4 separate regions of the Homo sapiens genome follow, and all the other regions are linked to region 1. The links are chromatin loops, found by intact Hi-C in ENCODE. Cell type or tissue: endothelial cell of umbilical vein. All regions are shown on one strand. Region 1 overlaps ATXN10 (ataxin 10). Region 2 overlaps ATXN10 (ataxin 10). Region 3 overlaps LOC105373069 (a long non-coding RNA gene). Region 4 overlaps FBLN1 (fibulin 1).

Region 1 (5,000 bases):
ACTGACGGAATGGAAATTACAAAAGCAATTCCTTTTATAATAGCATCAAAAATAATAAAATACTTAGGAATTAACTTACTCAAGGAGGTGAAAGACTTGTACCATGAAAACTATAAAACATTGCTGAAAGAAATTAAAGGAGACATAAACGGGAACACATCGCATGTTCATGTGTTGAAAAACAATATTGTTAAGATGTCAGTACTGCTCAGAGCAATTACAGATTTAATGCAAGTCATGTCAATATCCCAATGAAATTTTTTGCAGATATAGAAAAACCCATTCCAAACTTCATATGGAATCCCAAGGGACATTGAATAGCCAAAACAATGTATAAGAAGAACAGAGCTGGAAGACTCACACTTCCTGATTTTGAAACTTATAATAAAGCTACAATAATCAAAACAATGTGGTACTGACATGAAGACAGACATCTGGACTAGTGGGACAGAATAGAGAATCCAGAGATAAATCTCCACAAATGTAGTCAAATGATTGCTGAAAAGGATGACAACACCATTCAGTGGAGAAAGCGCAGTCTTTTCAATAGATGGTGCTAAGGAAACTAGATATCCAGGTGCAAAAGAATGAAACTGAACCCTTACTTAACGTCATATACAAAAATTAACTCAAAGTGGATTAAATGTAAGACTCTTAGATGAAAATACAGAGCAGAAGCTTCACATGACATTGGATTTGGCAGTTATTTATTGGATGTGATACCAAAGGCACAGACAGCAAAAGGAAAAATGATAAATTGGACTACATGAAAATTTTAAAATATTTTGCATCATTCAACAGAGTGAAAGAATCATTCAACAGAGTGAAAATGTAATCCACAGAATGGGAGAATATATTTGCAAATTATTTATTTGATAAGGGATAGATATCTAGAATATATAGAGAATTCATAAAACTTAACAATAAAACAACCTCATTCAAAAATGGACAAAAGACTTGAGTACACATTTCTCCAGTAAGATATACAAATGGCCAAGAAGCACATGAAAATATACTCAGCATCACTAATCATGAGGAAAATGCAAATCAAAACCACAATGAGATACCACCTCACATCCATGAGGATAGCCACTATACAAAACAAGAAAAAAAAAAAAAACAAGTCTTGGCATGAATGTGGAGAAATCAGAACTCCCATGCATTACTGATGGGAATGTAAAATGGTGCAGCCATTGTGGAAAACGGTTTGGCAAGTCCCCAAAAAGTTAAAGATAGAATTACTATATATATGATTTAGCAATTCCACTTCTGGGTATATACCCGAAAGAATTGAGAGTAGTGTCTCAAAGAAGTATTTGTACACCATGTTCCTAGCAGCATTATGTGCAGTAGCCAAAAGGTAGAAGCAACCCAGGTGTCCACCAAAGGATGAGTGGATAAACAAAATGTGGCCTCTACATTTACTGAAATATGAGTCAGCTTTAAAAGGAAGGCAGTTCTGACACACACTACAACATGGATGAACCCTGAGGACCTTACACTTAGTGAAATAAGCCAGTCATACCGTGTCAGCTTATTTATAAGAGGTACTTAGAGTAGTCAAAATCACAGAGACAGAAAGTAGAGTGCTTGCCAGTGGTTGAGGGGAGAGAAGAAAGGGAATTACTGTTTAATGGGGACTGAGTTTCAGTTTACAAGACGAGTTGCGGAGATGGATGGTGGTGATAGACACACAACGTTGTGAATGCGTTTAACACTACCAATGTGTACTCTTTAGTATAGTTAGGATGCGAAATTTTATGTTACGTGTACCTTACCACAGTAAAAAAAAAAAATTTTGGAGAAAAATAAATGTAGGCAGCAACTGTACCTCAGACTTTTCCTGTATGTCTCAGATCCTCATCAGGGGCCTGAGCACAAAATAGTTTTCTAATTAATCATTCTTCAGGGTCAAAAAAAAGCAAACAGTTCTGTCTGTTTAACAGTAATATCTGACATTGAGTGCCTCTTTTCATGCCAGGCATTGTGATCTTATTTCATCTTTGCATCCATCCTATGAAACAATATTTTTATCTTCATTTTATAGAGGAGGGAATTTAGGCAAATGGTTTTATAACTGGCTAGGGCCACCAGCTGTTCGGCAGTGGAACAGCAATGCAATTTGAACCTCAACTTTCTGCCCACAAGGCCCAAGAACATAATCACTTTTCTGTACTATCGTTTGACATATTGAGAGATCATTTTGTCTCCCCCTCATTGGCGAAAGGATGTGAAGTCACGTGCCTGATAGAGGAGCGTGGTGGCCTTTAAGCCCACCCAGAGCCTGTGCTGGAGCTCCACTGTACCCATGGCTCTCAGGTGCACTGAGTGTGTTGTGCACATGGCAAACACCCCCTTCCGTCACCTGTACCCACCACCTGTCCAAGTTCATAGGTGGAACAACTGCCTTGGTAAAGTTGTGTAAATTGCCCAAAGCCGTGCGGCTTGTAAAGTGGCAGAGCCAGAATTGAACCCAAGTCTGTATTATTCCAAAATTTTATTCTCACCATTATGGACTCCTGCTCCCTTGTTCCACTCTCCACGCAGCTGCCCACAAGAGCTTCTTAATTTTTCTACTTCAGCTCTTTCGATGAGTTCTCATTGTGTTAGAATGCAGTACAGCAAGCTCCTTACCATAGCCTAAGAATCCCTGAAGGAGCTGGCCTTGACTGACCTCTGCTTCTTTTTATCCACTCTCCCTCACTCATTCTTCCCAGCCATACAAGTTTTTCTCATCAGTGTTCCTCCATGTGGAGGCGCTGTGTGGCCTGCTCCCATCTGCACCCTCCTCCTCAGCTCTCCAGGGGTCTGGCTTCTTTTCATCCTTTGAGTTTCAGCTCTGATGTTAATTCCTCAGAGAGGCCTTCCCTAACTCCCCTCTTTCCCCAAGTTGTCCTCTTGTAATTATGCTCTGTCACCCCTTTCAGACTTTGTTTTTTGGTTTAGGGCCTGCCTCTGCAAGTGCTAGAATGTAAACGCCCCAAGGGCAGGGACTGGACTATCCTGTTAGCTGTTGTCTTACCAGTATTGAGCATTTTGCCTTCGTATTTATTAAATGAATGAATAGATCATGATTAAATTTTTGAGAGACATTCAGATGTAAGATTAACAGTTTGAATTTTTGTTCATATCTAAATCCCTTGCTCCAACGCCAGTCTAAATATCAAGAGGTGTGTTGTTCATAGAAAAGAGGAAAACAGTGTTAAAGTATTAAGTTTCTGTAATTCAATGAATTTTCTCCCCAAAATGAAATATTCAGTACTTCAGAAATTTTTTAGAGAGATACGCGTCAAGGGAGAGTTTTAGAACTAAGTGTCACCAGCATGACCACTTGGCTTTTAAATAGTCTAAAGTGTTATAGTGAATGTTGGAGTTATTTATGTATTATACCTTTCTGCTGAAGGTTGTCCTGACTTTAAATGGATATAGTAGTGCTCTTCCCCTGATGAGGACAAATTAGAATTAGAGATCTCCTTGTTGAAAGAAATCAATCAGACTGCAGGTAACTCTTGAGTCACCTATTACTGTTAGAAGTGAAAGCAGACAGCATGAAATGAGAACCTCTCTCCTGTGCTGACTTTGCAGCATCATAGAGTCCTTGGGAAGCGCACGCATCTGGTATCTGTCCCTGTTCACCCTGCAAGCCCTCCCCACCCTTGACCACCGACTTCCTGGGAGCTGCTGAAGGCGTCGGGGGAGGTGGGGTGAGGAGGCAGGTCAGGATGGCCATGGTAACTAATGCCATTGGAGCAAGTGCTACCAGATGCCCAGACACTGGTGTGTACAGCATAAGAGCGCTCCTTGACTCCTCAGGGCCTGCTGGGTCTTGTCTGTTCTAAATCGCCAGAAGCTCCACCCTGTTCATGTTCTTCATTTAATCCTTTCTAACTTAGAACTATTTTTGATCCTTGGCTGTACTTCATTAATTTTGAAATATCAACAGTGCTAGACGAACACTAATGTCTTATAACTTAGGTGGGTTTACTTTTTCTGCTCCAAATTTTTATTTCACTTTGAATTGTTAGCTTATTAGCTAGTTCTAAAGGTATTTTGCAGAGATAGTTACTCTGACTGGTATCTGCAAGTTTATCACTTGGGATTTCTTTGAAGAGAAAGGGATGTATTTCATGTATCACAAAACCTACCGTTCCTTGTACTGGTTTGTAGGCATAGCTCAGAAACGTGCAGTCATAGCAACCCGGAAGAAGAACTGCTCTGCCCTCCAGAGGTCTCTCTGGATGGACTGGTCGCGAGAGCACACTTAGCAGCGATACGGCATCGCGATCAGGGGAGCGGATGCCAGAGCCTGACTGCCTACTTCCAAATCCACCTTGAACACATCCAGTTGCGGGACCTTGGCCATGTTCGCCTCTGTGTCTAAGTTTTCTCATCAGTAGAATGAGGATAGTAACGAACATCTACCGCATAGAGAGTTTGTGAGGATTGAATGCTTTCACACTTAGAACAGCCCCTGGCACATCCTGTGTCCTGGAATGTGACAACTGATGCTGTTACCTTTATTAGTTTTACTCGTGTTACTATTTTATGAAGGTAAACTGACAATCTCATTTTCAGTCTTGGCTTATGTGAGAGACACTTAATTGTACAAAGCTTTGCTTGCATTGAGAGTGGCAGTGTGTTCCAGGAACAGAAATTCAGTGGGGCCAGCTTATTATCTGGCCACTGATCCCAAAGATCACCAGGTACTTGGTAAACAGCCTCTTTACCTGGCAGGTGAGGCCTGACACTTCCCCGGTTTCTACTGGGTTTCCATTGACTCCCATTCATAAATCCCCTATCGTTAGGACCTCCCCTGCCACCATCTGGGCAGTGAAGCTCTGCCGGTGTGCTACTGGCAGTGTCCCGGGTTGTGTGTGGAGACACTGAGCACTGTTGTTTACTTTAGAAGTTTATTGTCCCCAGAATGCTGCTCCCCCACAACTGTCTCCTGCAGCATGAAGGCTGACATTGTATCGTGGCTGTGTATCCACATGCATTTA
Region 2 (5,000 bases), 100 kb before region 1:
ATTTGCTAATAAGCAGTTTAGATGTTCGTACCCTGTCTTCTATAGAAATTAGAATTATACGTATAATCCCAAATCAAAATGTAATTTTGAGCAAATGTGCTAATTGATTTATGCTAGACAGATTGACCTATGTGTGATTCATTTTTCCTAGGAGAAGGAAAGAGATGGTTGAAAAGAAATATTTATTTGGTAACTTATATATTGATGTAAAAATGGCACAGTCTTGGTCTTCAGATTTGTGTTTGTGTAAACTAAAATAAATAGTAAAGTTTCACAGTAAAGACTACCAAATGAGTGGTTAAAGCACCTGGCTCAGGGCACAGATTGAATCCTAGCTTAGACTCTCAGTGGTTTTGTGACACTGGACAAGTTAATTAACCTCACCAAGCCTTATTTACCCACCTTTAATGTGAAACTAATGGCAGTACCTGCCTCATGGAGTTTTTGTGAGGATTAAGTGATACAATGTGTGTAACATGCTTAGCTCCGTAGAAAATGGTGAATGAATGTTAGCCCGTTTCACTTTGCTGTTGCTAGTGTCGTCGATGTGTTCATACAAAAAACTGAGCATGTCTAAAATGTCCAATTATTTTAATGTTGAAAGTAATGGACATAAAAGGTGCATTAAGCAATTCTAGTTTCTGTGGCCAAGACACATCAAAGAAATGAAGAATTTAAAAAATAGGTGATTGATGAAGATTAACTTTATTCATGTTTTTCCTAGCTAGACATTAGAAGCAAGGTAAGGAATTTAAAATAATAATATTCCCTTAAAGTTGCTTTCCTAGGTATTTTTAGCATTGTATAATTTAAGTATTATAGATTCATGCAGAAATCCTTTATGTTTTACAGAGTTACACTGTTAGACCTTATGATAGCCAAGATAACGAGTGATGAGCCACTCACCAAGGATGACATCCCTGTGTTTTTGCGGCATGCTGAGTTGATTGCAAGCACCTTTGTGGATCAGTGCAAGACTGTGCTCAAGCTGGCCTCTGAGGAGCCTCCTGATGATGAGGTAAGGGAGGCAGATTTCCCAATCTCGGGTAAAAGAGAATGGACAGATTTTCTAACTCAGCCAAGTCCTGTATGAGAATTCTTTTTTAAAAGCTTTAAAAAATATTATGTAAGTAATGTATCCATATATGAGAATAGTTGGAAAATTTAGATAAGGGAAAACAGTGTCCTTATTCCTACCATCCAGAGTCAATGACTTAGGCAAATTCTGGTTAATTTTCTAGACAGATGACATCAGATACATGCACACAGACGTAGACATGTGCACATATGTATCTATTAAAAGTGGAGCCTTTCTGTGCCTTCTGTTTGCAGGTTCCCATTTTTTCTTCGGAATGTAAGCTCTAGGAGGGCAGAAATTTTGACTGTTGTGTCCATAGTACTATGTATATGGTAGGCACTGAACAAGTATTTGCTGAATGAATAAATAAATAATACATTGTAAATGTCTTTTTAAATAAATGCCAACATAGGCTGGGCACGGTGCCTCACACCTGTAACCCCACTTCTTTGGGAGGCCAAGGCGGGAGGATCGCTTGAGCCCAGGAATTCCAGATCACCCTGGGCAACATGGTGAAACCCCATCTCTGTAAAAAATACAAAAATTAACTGGACATGGTGGCACATGCCTATAGACCCAGCTACTTGGGAGGCTGAGGTGGGAGGGTCACTTGAGCCCAGGAGGTTGAGGCTGCGGTGAGCCATGATTGCCCCACTGCCCTCCAGCTCGGGTGATGCAGTGAGACCCTTGTCTCAAAAAAAAAAAAAAAAAAAGCCAACATAACATTTCAAGTAAAGAATTTCCTATTTATTTGTCCAAATCCCTGTAGTTGGACATTTAGGTTGTTTGTTTGTTTGTTTTGAGACAAAGCCTTGCTCTGTCGCCCAAGCTGGAGCACAGTGGCACAATCTTGACTCACTGCAACCTCTGCCTCCTGGGTTCAGTCAATTCTCCTGTCTTGGCTACCCAAATAACTGGGATTATAGGTGCACACCACCACCATGCCCAGATAATTTTTGTATTTTTGGTAGAGACGGGGTTTCGGCATATTGGCCAGGCTGGTCTTGAACTCCTGACTTCATGTGATCTGCCTGCCTCGGCCTGCCAAGGTGCTGGGATTACTGGCATAAGCCACCACATCTGGCAGTAGGTTGTTCTTATTTCTACTTATTTTAGATAATACTGTAGTACATGCCTTTATAGTTACATCTTTGCACATTTCCACAGCTGTTATCCTAGGACATAATCTTAGAAGTGAAATTGCTATGTATAAGGATATCACATGTTTAAAGCTCTTGATACATACTTCCAAACTGCTTTCTAGACAGTTTGCTTCTTCTCTTCTTTATAGGAGATTCCTAGTGGTATACTGTCCTGGTTAATTATTTAAACTATTTTTTATTCTCCTTAAGCCTACCTTAGATCATTCAGGTCTTGTTTTATCAGGGCGTGGAAGGGAGCTTATGTTAATTCTCTATCCCTTGTCTTTACTTCAGAACTTCCTGTTTTTATCTATTCTCCCTTTCTTCTGTCATAAAGTTAGAATTGTTCTTTCTCTGGACCACTCAGCTGTAAAAAGGGATGCACTTGTGATACAACAGGGAAGAATCTCAGAAGTGCTGAGGGAGAGAAGCCAGACAGACTAGAAAACATGCTGGCTGATTCCATTTCCGTGGGATTCTGTAGCAGGCCAGATATATCGGTCATGACAGAAAATAGATCAGATGTCACCTGGGTCTGGAAATGAATGAGTGGAATTGATTGCAGGGGAACACGAGGGAACTTTCTGGATAGTAGAATGTGGCACTTAGCTGTATACCTTGACACAACTTTGTACTGTATGCTTAAGATGGGTGTATTTCATTGCATGTATATTATACCTCAATAAAGCTGATTTAAACAATAAAAGATGATAGAGAGTTCCTTTGTATGCTGATATGAATGGTCAGGTAGAGAGGGAGTAATTGATGCTGGAATCACTGTTGGCAAATGGGCAACACTGGAGGAGAGGGATTGGAATCCAGAGTGGATACTCATCCACTGTCCACAGGCGGGAATGTAGAGAATGTGATCCGATACTGTGAAACTGTTAACTCCTGTTGTAAATGCAGCTCATGGCTATGACTGCTCGCCCACGAGAGTGTATTTCCTTTTTTGTGAATATACTTTCGTTCAGGACCATTTTGATATTGATTTTCTGTGCTTTGTCATATAGACCATGTTAGATCTTACTAATCATTTCGTTAACTTTAGTTCTCATTTTCTGTGATAGGAAAGAAAGGTCTTTATTCAGGGGCTTGCGTTTACTTTCTGGAGATAGATTTGCCTTTGTTTCCAGCAGGAGGAGCAGTGAGTCATGCTTAAGAAAAGTTTTAAAAATTCTCTAAGAGACAGAGAAAAGACAGATCACAGCTTTAAACTTTTCAGGGCACTTCTGTTTAAAATATAGGTGATTTCAGTATTGTAGTGAGAAATTCCTGGTGTAACTTTTCATATTTAGGAAAACTTCTATTTTTCCTTTGGACTTTTTTCTCTAAGATGGGAAGTATTTTTATATATTAATGGAATGGAAAGTTGTAGACTGGGAACAGTGGCTCATGCCCGTAATCCCAATACTTTGGGACGCCAAGGCGTGGGAGGATTGCTTAAGCCCAGGAGTTGGAGACCAGCCTGGGCAACATAAGGAGACTCCATCTGTACAAAAAAAAAACACAAAGAATTAGCTGGGTGTGGTGGTGTGTGCCTGTGTTCCTAGCCACCGGTGAGGCTGAGGTGGGAGGCTTGCCTAAGCCCAGAAGATTGAGGCTGCAGTGAGCTGTGATTGCGCTACTGCATTCCAGCCTGGGGAAGAGTGAGATCCTGTCTCCAAAAAAAAAGAAAAAATTGTAGGCAGTTTTCTTTTGCAAAGCCAAATTAATTTACTTTTGGAAGTTTATTGAGCTATACATTTATGACTTGTGCGTATTAATGCACATATGTCATACTTTTTTTTTTTTTTTAAAAGAGGACCACTTTGCCAGTATTTAAATATGCCAAAGACCAAGTGCTATACTGGAGCTGGCCTGTGGTGACTTCTAAGAGTTGATTATTAAGTGCTTAGAAATTTGTGAGCTGATTGTTAAATTGTTGGTACCTTGAAATCATCCATGGTGGAAGTAGTTGTGCCATGGAAACCAGCAAATGCTACAAATCAGGGTTTTCCACCTGCCTCTTCCACCCCAGCCATTCTTCTGCCAAACCACTGCATTTACTCATTGGTGATCTTTTTAGGACAAGATAGATATTCAGTAAAGTTCTCAATGCTATGACTGAAAAGTGAGAATGGAAACAGTTGTATTTATAGCATGTGTTTTTTAATTTATGTAATTGTTTGGCTTTAAAATCCCAAGGTTTTCTTCATACGTTTCTTTATAAAAATAGTTTTGGGTTCTCATGTTAATGTACTTATTCCTGTCTTTTGATATATTTTGTATACTTGTTTCCAGTTTTTGATATATTTTTGTCAGTTCAGAATCTTGTTCACTTGTAGCAAGCCTTGCCTTTTCTCTGAAAGCTCAAAAAACATTCCTTTTAGCTTTGTATTTTCTGATATCCATATATTACAATAATTGTTGCCAGGTTGTGGGATTTGCATTCTGTTTTAATCTTTGCAACCCCAGGTTAGGCCATACTGTAGTACCTGTTATGCAGTAGGTATTACATATTTAATTACATAATACATATTTAATACATATTCTACAATAAATAGTGTATTTTTTCCACATATTAAGGGCTTAAATTTTTGTATTACGCAAATAATGCTTGCTTTGTTGTTAAAAATTATTTAAGCTGAAGTCAGTGAAACATAAAGTTACAAAGTTTCAGCCAGGCGTGGTGGCTCATACCTGTAATCCCAGCACTTTAGGAGGTCGAGGTGGGCAGATTGCCTGAGGTCAGGAGTTTGAGACCAGCCTGACTAACATGGTGAGACCCCCGTCTCTAC
Region 3 (5,000 bases), 190 kb before region 1:
TGCTGGCAGAAGTCAAGCAGCCAATTTTTCAACAATGTCTCCATATCATGAAACTTCCTAAAAATCTTCAAGGGAGTAACCTGAGCTTGTGAAAAATGATCCCGAATGTCAATAGGACAAAGCTTCCCTTCCAAGATATAATTAGGGGAGCTTGGAGCAGGCCTTTCATATTTGAGTTGACAAGCATCTTTTTTCCTTTGTTCAGTCTGTTCTGGAGGGCTTTAGGAGGGCTTCGCCATTTCTTTGTTAAGAGGAATGGTTGAAACAAAATTTGTATAAGAGGAATCATTTAAAATTGAATCCATCCAATAGGAATGTTTATTTTACCCAACGTTTTTCTGTGTGAGAATAATACCTGTTTTTTCTAGGTAATATATGTCTTTTATTTAATCACATGCATATTTAAGCCTCTAAGTTCTCTGTTCAAAACACTGATTTTTTTTTTTTTTTTTTTTTTTTTTTTTGAGACAGGTCTCGCTCTGTCGCCCAGGCTGGAGTGCAGTGGCGCTATCATGACTCACTGCGACCTTGACCTCCCAGGCTCAAGCGATCCTCCCACCTTAGCCGCCCAAGTAGCTGGGACTACAGGTGTACATCACCATGCCCAGCTAATTTTTCATAGAGATGGGGTTTCACCATGTTGTGCAAGCTGCTCTTGAACTCCTGGGCTCAAGCAATCTGCCCACCTTGGCCTCCTAAAATGTTAGGATTCCAGGCATGAGCCACCGCACCTGGCCCGTAACACTGATTAAAGACATACAGATCGGCCGGGCGCGGTGGCTCACGCCTGTAATCCCAGCACTTTGGGAGGCCGAGGAGGGGGCAGATCACGAGGTCAGGAGTTTGAGACCAGCCTGGCCAGCATGGTGAAACCTTGTCTCTACTAAAAATACAAAAAATTAGCCAGGCATGGAGGGATGCGCCTGTAATCCTAGCTACTCGGGAGGCTGAGGCAGGAGAATCACTTGAACCTGGGAAGCAAAGGTTGCAGTGAGCTGAGATCCCGCCACTGCACTCTAGCCTGGGTGACAGAGTGAGACTCCATCTCGGAAAAAAAAAAAAAAGATATACTGATCATATGAGCAAAGCATTGCTAAGAAGGCTGATGTAATTGTTAGGCTCCACTGAGAGACGCCTGGTGTCTAGAACTTACGATGTCCAGGCTGGTGGGAGCTGGCCTGGAGTTGGTACCCCGTGGCGATAGAAACATGAATGCATGAAGAGTATCTACAGAAGGGACCAGAACCTTGAGAAGACTCAGAACTCTCAAGCAGAGGCCGGTTGCGATGGCTCAAGCCTGTAATCCCAGCGCTTTGGGAGGCCGAGGTGGGCAGATCACTTGAGCCCAGGAGTTCGAGACCAGCCTGGCCAACATGGTGAAACCCCCACTCTACTAAAAATACAAAAATTAGCCGGGGGTGGTGGCGCATGCCCGTAATCCCAGCTGCTCGGGAGGCCGAGACAGGAGAATTGCCTGAACCTGGGAGGCACAGGTTGCAGTGAGCTGAGATTGCACCACTGCACTCCGGCCTGGGTGATAGAGCGAGATTCCGTCTCAAAAACAAACAAAAAAACCAAAAAAACCTCAGAACTCTCAAGCAGGACTTCTCAACCTCAGCACTGTTGACTTTTGGGTGGGACAATTCTTTGTTGTGCGTGTGGCGGGATGGAGGTGCTACGCCATGTACCTTAGGATGCTTAGCAGCACGGGGGCCTCTCCCCACCAGACGCCAGGAGTGGTCTCCCTCCTCCGGGTAGATCACCAAAAGTTCTCCAGACATTGCCAAATGTCCCCTGCAGGGCAAAATCGTCCTCGGTTGAAATTGTCCACTGCTCTAAAGAATGCAGGAAGTTGGGCACACTTAGCTCGGAATGAATATTTACAGGGAACATTAAAGCTGTTTGTAGGCATCGTACGAAAAAAGTTATTCTGATTGTTTCAGAAGGCTGAGCAAGAACAAACGGGGCAAACCTGTATTTTGACTAAGGAACAAGGAGACCTTTCTAGAAGAACCGCTCAGCTCCCAGTCCCCAAAGTGTGTATGTTTAGACCGGGCGAGGATCCTGAATCAAGGTCCGGGCCTCTTTCCTCGGAAGAACAGACCGACCGATGGTCTTCTGGGCACCCAGAGGAGCAGTCAAGCGCGGTGCTTGCTGAGAGCTTGGCCTCCGTGGGTGCCATTTAATCTGCGGTTGGGAGAGGTATTCAGAGCTTTGCAGATGGGCCTCTGCCGTTCCTCAGGGCCCACTCCAGTGCCCAGGGAGGGTGGGCAGAGCAGCGGAGGCAGGGGGCTTGCGGTGGGGCTGGGGCCGGCAGAGGAACAAACGGACTCACAGGACGTGCGGCAGGCAGGAGAGCCCTCTCCCGACCTGACCGTCACGGAAGCCTCTCAGCCGGTGTCTGAGCTGGGACTGGGACCCAGAGTCCTCAGTCAGGCTCTTCCCTCCGAGGTGGGGAGGCGAGCCCGGGGATCCGCACCTGCCCAGGTGGACTCCGCTGCTGCGTGGCGCCTGCCCTGGGACCCACGTGCGGCTAGGCGGCACCTCCCCGGGCGCCCAGCAGGTGGCGGTGCGCGGCCTCGAATGGCGGCTGGCAGGGCCGGGACGCGGCGGCTCCTCGCCGGGCGCGTTTCCTCCTCCAGCACTGTCTCACCCTGCTCCATGCTAACCTGCTGAACGGCCCCTGGCCTCTTTCCGCCCCGCCCCCGCCTCCGCAATGCGCCCCCCTTCCCTTCTGCGGTCCCCTGCCTGTCGCCCTCTCACGCTCCAGGTTGTGAGCGAGTATCTCCCCACTTTAACACCCTACACCACACCGCGCCCGGCCACAAGACAGCTTTACAACATACACAACCCTGACGAGGAAACGTGTTCAAAACCAATCACTGCGCTCATCATAAAGGTAAAGAAAGCAAGGAGGTGTGTGTCCACGCACAGGGTAAATGTGGGCTGGGTGTGGGGTTCTAACTTGGAGAGGGCCTGAGGGCAGTGGCAACTCGCATTGCATTGGAGGGAGGCCTTGGCAGGGCCCACGGGGAGAGGCTAGAGAGCCTCCCAGGTGCGGGGCAAGGCATGGGCTATGCTTGGGGGCAGAAACAGACATCTGGGGAGCAATGAGAGGCTTTTGGCTGCAGAGGGGCAGCCGGGAGACCTGCCCCAACCCTCTTCAAGCCCTTGGTCTTGTTTCCTGACATCCCAGGTCGTGTACAAATGTCTCCTCTCCTAGAAGCCGAGGTTGAAAAATGGTCAAACCATTAATTACTCAACAGTTTGTTTGGGCAGTAGTGTCTGCAGCAGTGGGGTTTTTATACAGCACAAAAATAACAAAACAAAGTTGGAAAGCGAGGGCCATTCTGGATGAACGTCCACCCTTGGCTCATGGTCCAGGCCATCGAGATGTGTGACCATCCTGAGAGAGCAGATGACAGAGGTGCTTGTGCCTTTGGTTGGTGGGGAGTGGGTGGAATGTGGCCATTTTTTGGTAGTGGGGTGAACTTGTGAACAGTGTGATCATAATAATGGCTAACAGGTTTTTTTATTCTTTTTTTTGAGATGGCGTCTCACTCTGTAACCCAGGCTGGAGTGCAATGGTGTGATATTGGCTGACTGCAACCTCCGCCTCCTGGGTTCAAGGGATTCTCCTGCCTCAGCCTCCCAAGTAGCTGGGATTACAGGTGCCCACCACCACACCTGGCTAATTTTTGTATTTTTAGTAGAGACGAGGTTTCACCATGTTGGCCAGGCTGGTCTCGAACTCCTGACCTCAGGTGATCCACCCGCCTTGGCCTCCCAAAGTGCTGGGATTACAGGCGTGAGCCACCGTGCCCGGCCGGCTAACGGTTTATGAGCACTTACCAGCCACTGTCCTATGCCCTCTCGTTGAATGCTCACAATGACCCAATGGGATGACCCTGTCACCATCGTCCATCCCATCTTTCAGAAGTGGACGCTGAGTCATGCTGAAGTTATATAATGCACTCAGCTCACATGGCTGGTAGCACTTGAGGCAGGGATCTGGACACAGACGGCTTGACTCCGGAGCTCCTCTCAACCACAAGCCAATGTCAACAAGCCTCCACCATGAAGGTCCTGAATGATATGAATAAAATAGCATTCGCGGCAGAGTGATCTCCTTGGATCTCCTGAGTGGCCCATTTGGCAGTGGGTATGGCTGGGACAACTATTTGCTAGCTTACTAGAATGTCATCATTCGTGAAGTATCTTCATATACATAATCATATTTGATTCTCCCAGCAGCTCTGTGTGCTGGGCAAAGCAGATATTAGAAACCCCATTTTATAGATGAGGAAAGTGAGTCTTGGAGGCTGTTGAGTGGCTGGCCTGGAAGCTGGCAGTTTCCTGGCAGCTTTGGAAGCTGCAGTCAGGGAGTGGGATTTCAGAGTGCAGTTGGAACCTTCGAGAGATGACAAAGGCCCAGGGTATGGGTGGCCACGGTGGAACGGAGGTAAAGGTCACCATCCAGGAGGTATGGAAAGGGCTGTGCAGTGCTGGCAGTCCCCCGGACGCCTTGTGCACCTGAGCTGGGGCTGGACTGGGAACCAGCAGAATCAGGCACCTGCTGCGGGTCAAGCCTGTCGGTAGCTTATTTCAACCACTCTTCACGATTTATCTCGGTTTATCTCCCTCTCCTCAGCCATGCTTTCCAACTTTGTTTTCTGTTATTTTCCTCTGCTTACTGAGGCTGAGTGCTGTGACTTGTGCGAAAGCGTGACTGGCAGAACCCACAACTGTCTGCCTACGATGTTGTTATTTCTGTCCTCTCCAAGGGCCTCTTCTCGGCTTATGTCCTCTGCACACTTGCGCACCGTGGAATCCAGCCCGCTTCTCAAGCCTCACTGTTTAGATTTGGGACGCCAGTTCCTGGGCATGGTTTTAGCTCTGAAATTGGAAAGAAGGACACTTAGCTTAGAAATGTTATGGACAAAATAATTCATGAGGATTTGTAATAGACTGGGGGTGGGGAGGAGCCAAACCAGCGAAGA
Region 4 (5,000 bases), 250 kb before region 1:
CATGATGAGTTCATTCAGCAGCCGTGGACGGAGCCCCTCTGTGTCAGGCTCTAGGGACATGGTGATAAGAAGGGGTCCTCCCACCCTCTCAGGGGAGGCATGCAACGGAGCCAGCCGCGAGGACACCAGTGTTTACACCATGACACAACCATGCGGGGGGGTGGGGGGAGGAGAGGCTCCCTCAGCACGTGGTTGCCCAAGGAGCCGTCCCCAGTCCCAGTCCCCCTAGGTTTGCTCCTCCCGAAAAGGAATAACGCTGAATCGTCACAGGGTGGCACAGACTTGGGTCAGAGAAAATAACTAACTGGTATTTGCCTTTTGCAAAATGATGGGGTTTCACCAAACCACATACAAATCCTTCCCAAATCCCCAGTGGCTGGTTTTGTGGCCTCTCCGGCCAGCCCCGATCTGAGTGTTGGTTATCGCAGGGAGCCGAGTGCCGTTGGGACACCTGTTAGCATCTTGGGCCCAGGAAATCCACACCCTGACCTTAAGTGCTGAAAGGACCTTTAGTGGGTCTCCGCCGGCTTCCTTCCTCACCTTACAGGTGAGGAAACTGAGGCCCACAGAGAGGACTCCCCCAAGACAGCCCAGAGCTGGGGCTGCCCTGCTTCACTGTCTGATCTGGGAGATGGACACACACCCCCCAGAGAACCCAGGCCACCGCTCAGGGTGGCCCCCCTGACCTGTGGCACTATAGATGGGAGAGGAGCCCACCCCTCTGGCCTTTCTGCTGTCTCCCTCTGTCCCCTCACTCGCTTTCCTCCTCTGGTCCCCACCTTCATGAATATGCACAGTGACTGATGACTTCTCACCAGCCCTTCCTCTGATTAGCTCTGTGTCCCCGAGGAAGATCCAAAATCTCTCCTGACTTCAGTTTCCCCTGCTATAAAACAGGGATGGGCTATGATATAGGAAGGTCCAGACCCCTCCACCCTCCCCACACAGGGGATCTCTGGCTTCATTGATGTTGTCTCATGAAAGGGCCCTGGGTTAGGTCTTCATTCCCCAAGGGTGAGTTCCTGGGGACGAGGCTGGGACTGGGGCTGGGGCCAGGCTGTGCTGAGCCCTTCTCCATTCTGTGCCTCTGCAGAGATCATCTTCCTCCGGGCCATCACGCCACCGCATCCTGCCAGCCAGGCTAACATCATCTTCGACATCACGGAAGGGAACCTGCGGGACTCTTTTGACATCATCAAGCGTTACATGGACGGCATGACCGTGGGTGAGTGGCTGGGAATATCAGCTCTATCCAGGCACCCCTCCCCCTCCACCCCGAAACCCTCTCTGGCCCAGCCCAACTCCCATCTGAGTCCCCTCCCCAAATTCAAGCCCACCCAACCTTCAGGGCCCAGCGCCGAGGCCACCACAGCTCCCAATCGGTCTCGGCCGGAGGAACAGCCAGAGTGGGGGATCCTGCCTGGGATCTGACCCTAGCTGTGCCACCCACTCTCTGGGTGACCCCTCTGGGTCTCGGTCTCCCTGCCTATAACATGGGTGGGTTCCAGAGAGCGCTGCGCCTCACAACCATGAATTTCAAATGATACCACCCAAGTAAAGTGCTTGTCCTGAGGGCTGGCACAGTCCCGCGGTCGGTGGGAGCTAAGGGGATTGTTATTCTTGGGGTGCAATGGGAGGGATAGCAAAGTAGGAATCAGAGGGCCTGAGCTCTGGTCTCTCAGCCTTGGAACTAGCTGGATTCGCCATGTGGCCTTGAGCAGTAGTCGTCCCCTCCCTACGCATCAGTTGGTAAGAGGACCAAGGCCACTCTGTGTGCACAGCCCATCTGAATGGGGAGCTCACTGCTCTTTCTCCCTGGAGATCCGGTGTTTGGGGAGCGTGAAGGGAGGCTGGGGCATGAGGGGACTGTGGAAGTCCTGTTGGTGGGTGCAGGCTGGGGAAGATGTTTACAGGCGGGGGCAGGGCCCTCCCTGGCTAGGAACGGGCTTTAATGACAACCTACTCGTGTGAAAAAATATCCAGGCCCACTCCATTCCGCACGCTTGTTTCTGTCATTCACAGCCCCTCTCCTGAACTGTCACATTTTAAAAGATTTACAGTCATGGGAAATGAAAACGGTGGCATCTGCCATTTTGGACTCGGATTTATACTCTGAACACTTTCAAAGCAGCTGAGCAACGGACGGACAGTCCCTGACCTCCCCTGGGCCTCAGTTTCCCCATTGTGAACTGGGAGGAGTGGGCTTCCTAGTCCCTTAGGCGCTGGAGTCCGGGAGGTCCTAACCAGAACCCACGAGCGTGCAGTGCGCACAGAGCAGAGCGTTTTGGAGCCTGGCCTCCAGGTGGCGCTGTTGGACCTTGGACGCTCAGTCTTTGCGCCTCAAACCCGACGGTTGTTAAAACTGGCAGCTGGAGAAAGGGAATCGTTATTCCCGTCTTGCCAAAGAGCCATTTATAGCACCTTTACAAGCTTTTAAATGGGTTTGCATGTTGTAAACATGACTGAGTCACTGGGGGGCTCCCCACCCCAGCCTCCTCCTGCGCTAGCTGGCAGCAGGAATAATTAGTTAATTACAATTAATGGTGCATTAGCCCTCGCGTGATTCCAAGGGGAAGGCGCATGGTTTGGTTGTCGGCAGTTGTGAAACTTGCTGCTTGCCCTTGAGTCACTCCCCACTCTGGGCCTCAGTTTCCCCCATTGTGAAATGAGAGTTTAGATGAAGACAGCCTTGAGGGTCCTTCAGGCCCCTGTGCAGGAGGGCAGGCAGGGAGGGGGTTGGGTCAGGGCTTTGTCCTGTCCCACTGGGTGGGTGGGGTATGCACCCTGACACTGGCCCACAGCCGCCCCCCGCCCCAAAGGGGCCAGCCCTGTGCTTGATGCTGGGCCTGCAGTTGTGGCTGGGACATGGCCCTCAGGTGATTTCTAGATCTTGGAACATGGGAGTTTGGAATCCTAGGACCTTCTAGTTCACTCACTCATTCTTTCCGTTTCTGAACCCTTCTTGAGCCTCTACCTGTGCCTGACCCTGGGCTAAGCCTTGCAGATACAGAGATGGATAAATGCCACATAGCCCCTGAGGACTTTGCATCTCAGCAGCAGGGAGAAGCCACCCCGTATCAGATCATCAAAATATGATGCCGAAATAGGCATGCACAGAGACAGGCCTTGATGGCCTGTGGAGGCTCTCTTAGGGGAAGTCTCCTGGCAGGTTTTACGTCTTTAGTTCCCACCTACATCCTTCCTGGGGTGACCCAAGCCAAGAGGTTGGGCAGCTGCTGGGCCTAGAACCAGCACCCACCAGCGCCTTTCTCTGGCTGCATCTGCTCCAGACAGAACCAACCTGGGAGTGTCTGTTTCTCAGCTTCCCATCCACTGGGGCAGAAAATCCTGGCATGTCAGAGCCTGGAGGCTCCTAGAGACCATCCCTTCCTTCTTCCGTAGGAGGGGAAACTGAGGCCCGGAAGGGCGAGGGGGCTTGCCAGTCTTCTTACAGTGAATCAGGGACACAGTGGGCAATGGAAAGGAGTCCCAGGGTATGAGAGATGATCACAGGTGCCGTCCCGGCAGCGGGCTTCTGGGAACGGAATGTGGATGAGGCCACAAGGACCCAGCGGCTTCCCCCGGCACAGTTGGTCACGGGTGCCCTGGTCTTTGGAATTCTGGGCTGGGGCTGCGTGGGGGAGGGCCCCAGCCTGGCCCTTGGAATTGTCGTGCCTGTAGCCCTGTGTGCTGGGGAGGCCCCTGCCTCTTCCACGCCTCGGTCTGTGTGCAGGATGCCCCACCTGGCTGGGCTCCTGGAGTTGACCTGGTGCCCATGTCATCTCAGGTGGAAGACTGAGACCAGGGAGGCAAGCCCTGCGTGTTGGGACCTAGGCTGCATTGCTGGCTGGCTCCTGTCTCTGTCCCCACTGCGCTGATCTTATTTCTCTGTCTGAGATCTCCTCCTTGGGCTTCCATATCCCTACTTCCTTCTCCCTCCTCTTCTGCCCAGAATAACTTCCATACATCCTGGGAGCTTCCTGGTCCCTAGGGGCAGCCATCCCGGCACACGGCTCCTGGCCTGTCCACCTGGTAATAGATGGTTCCACCGTTGGACTCGAGCCCAGCCTGAAGCAGCCCTGAAAACGTGGGGTTGAACCCTTGCCGGCTCCTTACCGTTGCTGGGCACCTTCACCCCCGCATTCCCCAGTCCTCACAGACACTGCCAGCGACGGGTCATGATTGTCTCCCTTGGGCAAAGGAGGGAGCTGAGTTAAATGACCGCCTGAGACTGTGCAACTGAAAAACTGCAGGGCCTGGGATGTTTTCCGACTTGTTTTTAGCAGTGCAGTTCTGATTTCAAGCAGTGACTTAGGCAGAAACCCTTCATGGTGGTGGAGAGGAAGAAAGCGGCTTCCAGGGCTGCTGCTCCTGGTGGGGAGCGTGGGAGGCTCTTGAGCCTCCTGGGCAGCCCCGTGCAGCTCTGTGCTGCCTGCAGCACACGGCAGGGAACGCCGCCTACTCACGGTGCTTGCTGAACACCTGTCTGCTCTAGGCCATGCCCTGTGTGGACACTGGGCACCGGATCAGGAGGGCTTCCTGGAGGAGGTGAGGCCCGAGCTGAGTGTCCTTGCATGTGAGGGAGTGACACTTAGTGAGCACCTGTGATGACCAGGAGCCAGGGTTTCATCATCGCCAGGACCCTGTGACACGGTGGGATTATCTCCTCTAACAAAGGAGAGAGCGAGAGCCAGAGAGGGCAAGAGATTTGCCCGAGGCCACTCAGAGCTGGGGCCAGAGCGGGCCTGGAGCCCGGTCTTCCCCAGACACCACACCCGCCCAGAGCCGGAGCCCAGGGTTGACTGCTGCTGTGGTGGGCTAAGTTGCTGTGAGTTTGGATGTCCCAGAAAAACAATCAGCGCACAGGCCCCGGGGCTCGCCGTGTTCAGTCCTCCCAGAGTAACAGAAGAAGAGGGAGAAATGCCCCGAGTCCACTAAGAACCTGCAAGGGCCGGGTCGTCCTCTAATGTAGCCTTGAAAGACCCGTTCTTAGCGGGGAT

What was found. Peaks named below come from ENCODE experiments on the same cell type or tissue, not always from the same donor. Only the 100,000 strongest peaks of a DNase experiment are listed, where the experiment ranks them.
Region 2: it touches region 1 in a loop (5-fold over the local background); 8 of 110 quality-filtered maps call a loop at or near these places.
Region 3: a loop joins it to region 1, with 14 times the contacts of the local background. A loop is called at or near these places in 38 of 110 quality-filtered maps.
Region 4: a loop joins it to region 1, with 17 times the contacts of the local background. A loop is called at or near these places in 8 of 110 quality-filtered maps.

Annotation. Positions count from the first base shown.
Region 1 is chr22:45,829,589-45,834,588 of GRCh38, forward strand. All of the region lies in intron 10 of ATXN10 (ataxin 10), which reads left to right. Among named protein-coding and RNA genes, the nearest start is that of MIR4762, 72 kb to the left of the region's middle. In endothelial cell of umbilical vein, a CTCF peak has its summit at 2,131; a DNase peak (open chromatin) is centred at 1,483; H3K27ac peaks cover 209 bases.
Region 2 is chr22:45,728,573-45,733,572 of GRCh38, forward strand. ATXN10 (ataxin 10) reads left to right here. Exons shown (of 12, transcript NM_013236.4): 7 at 853-1,018. Among named protein-coding and RNA genes, the nearest start is that of MIR4762, 29 kb to the right of the region's middle. In endothelial cell of umbilical vein, no CTCF peak of the experiment used is centred here; no DNase peak of the experiment used is centred here.
Region 3 is chr22:45,643,210-45,648,209 of GRCh38, forward strand. All of the region lies in intron 1 of LOC105373069 (a long non-coding RNA gene), which reads left to right. It overlaps LOC105373068 (a long non-coding RNA gene), which reads right to left. Exons shown (of 3, transcript XR_938309.4): 3 at 4,345-4,896. Among named protein-coding and RNA genes, the nearest start is that of ATXN10, 26 kb to the right of the region's middle. RefSeq lists silencers at 2,459-2,748, 2,759-2,828. In endothelial cell of umbilical vein, a CTCF peak has its summit at 2,544 (motif pointing right); no DNase peak of the experiment used is centred here; H3K27me3 peaks cover 783 bases.
Region 4 is chr22:45,575,884-45,580,883 of GRCh38, forward strand. FBLN1 (fibulin 1) reads left to right here. Exons shown (of 17, transcript NM_006486.3): 16 at 1,094-1,225. Among named protein-coding and RNA genes, the nearest start is that of LINC01589, 27 kb to the right of the region's middle. In endothelial cell of umbilical vein, a CTCF peak has its summit at 2,301 (motif pointing right); a DNase peak (open chromatin) is centred at 2,328.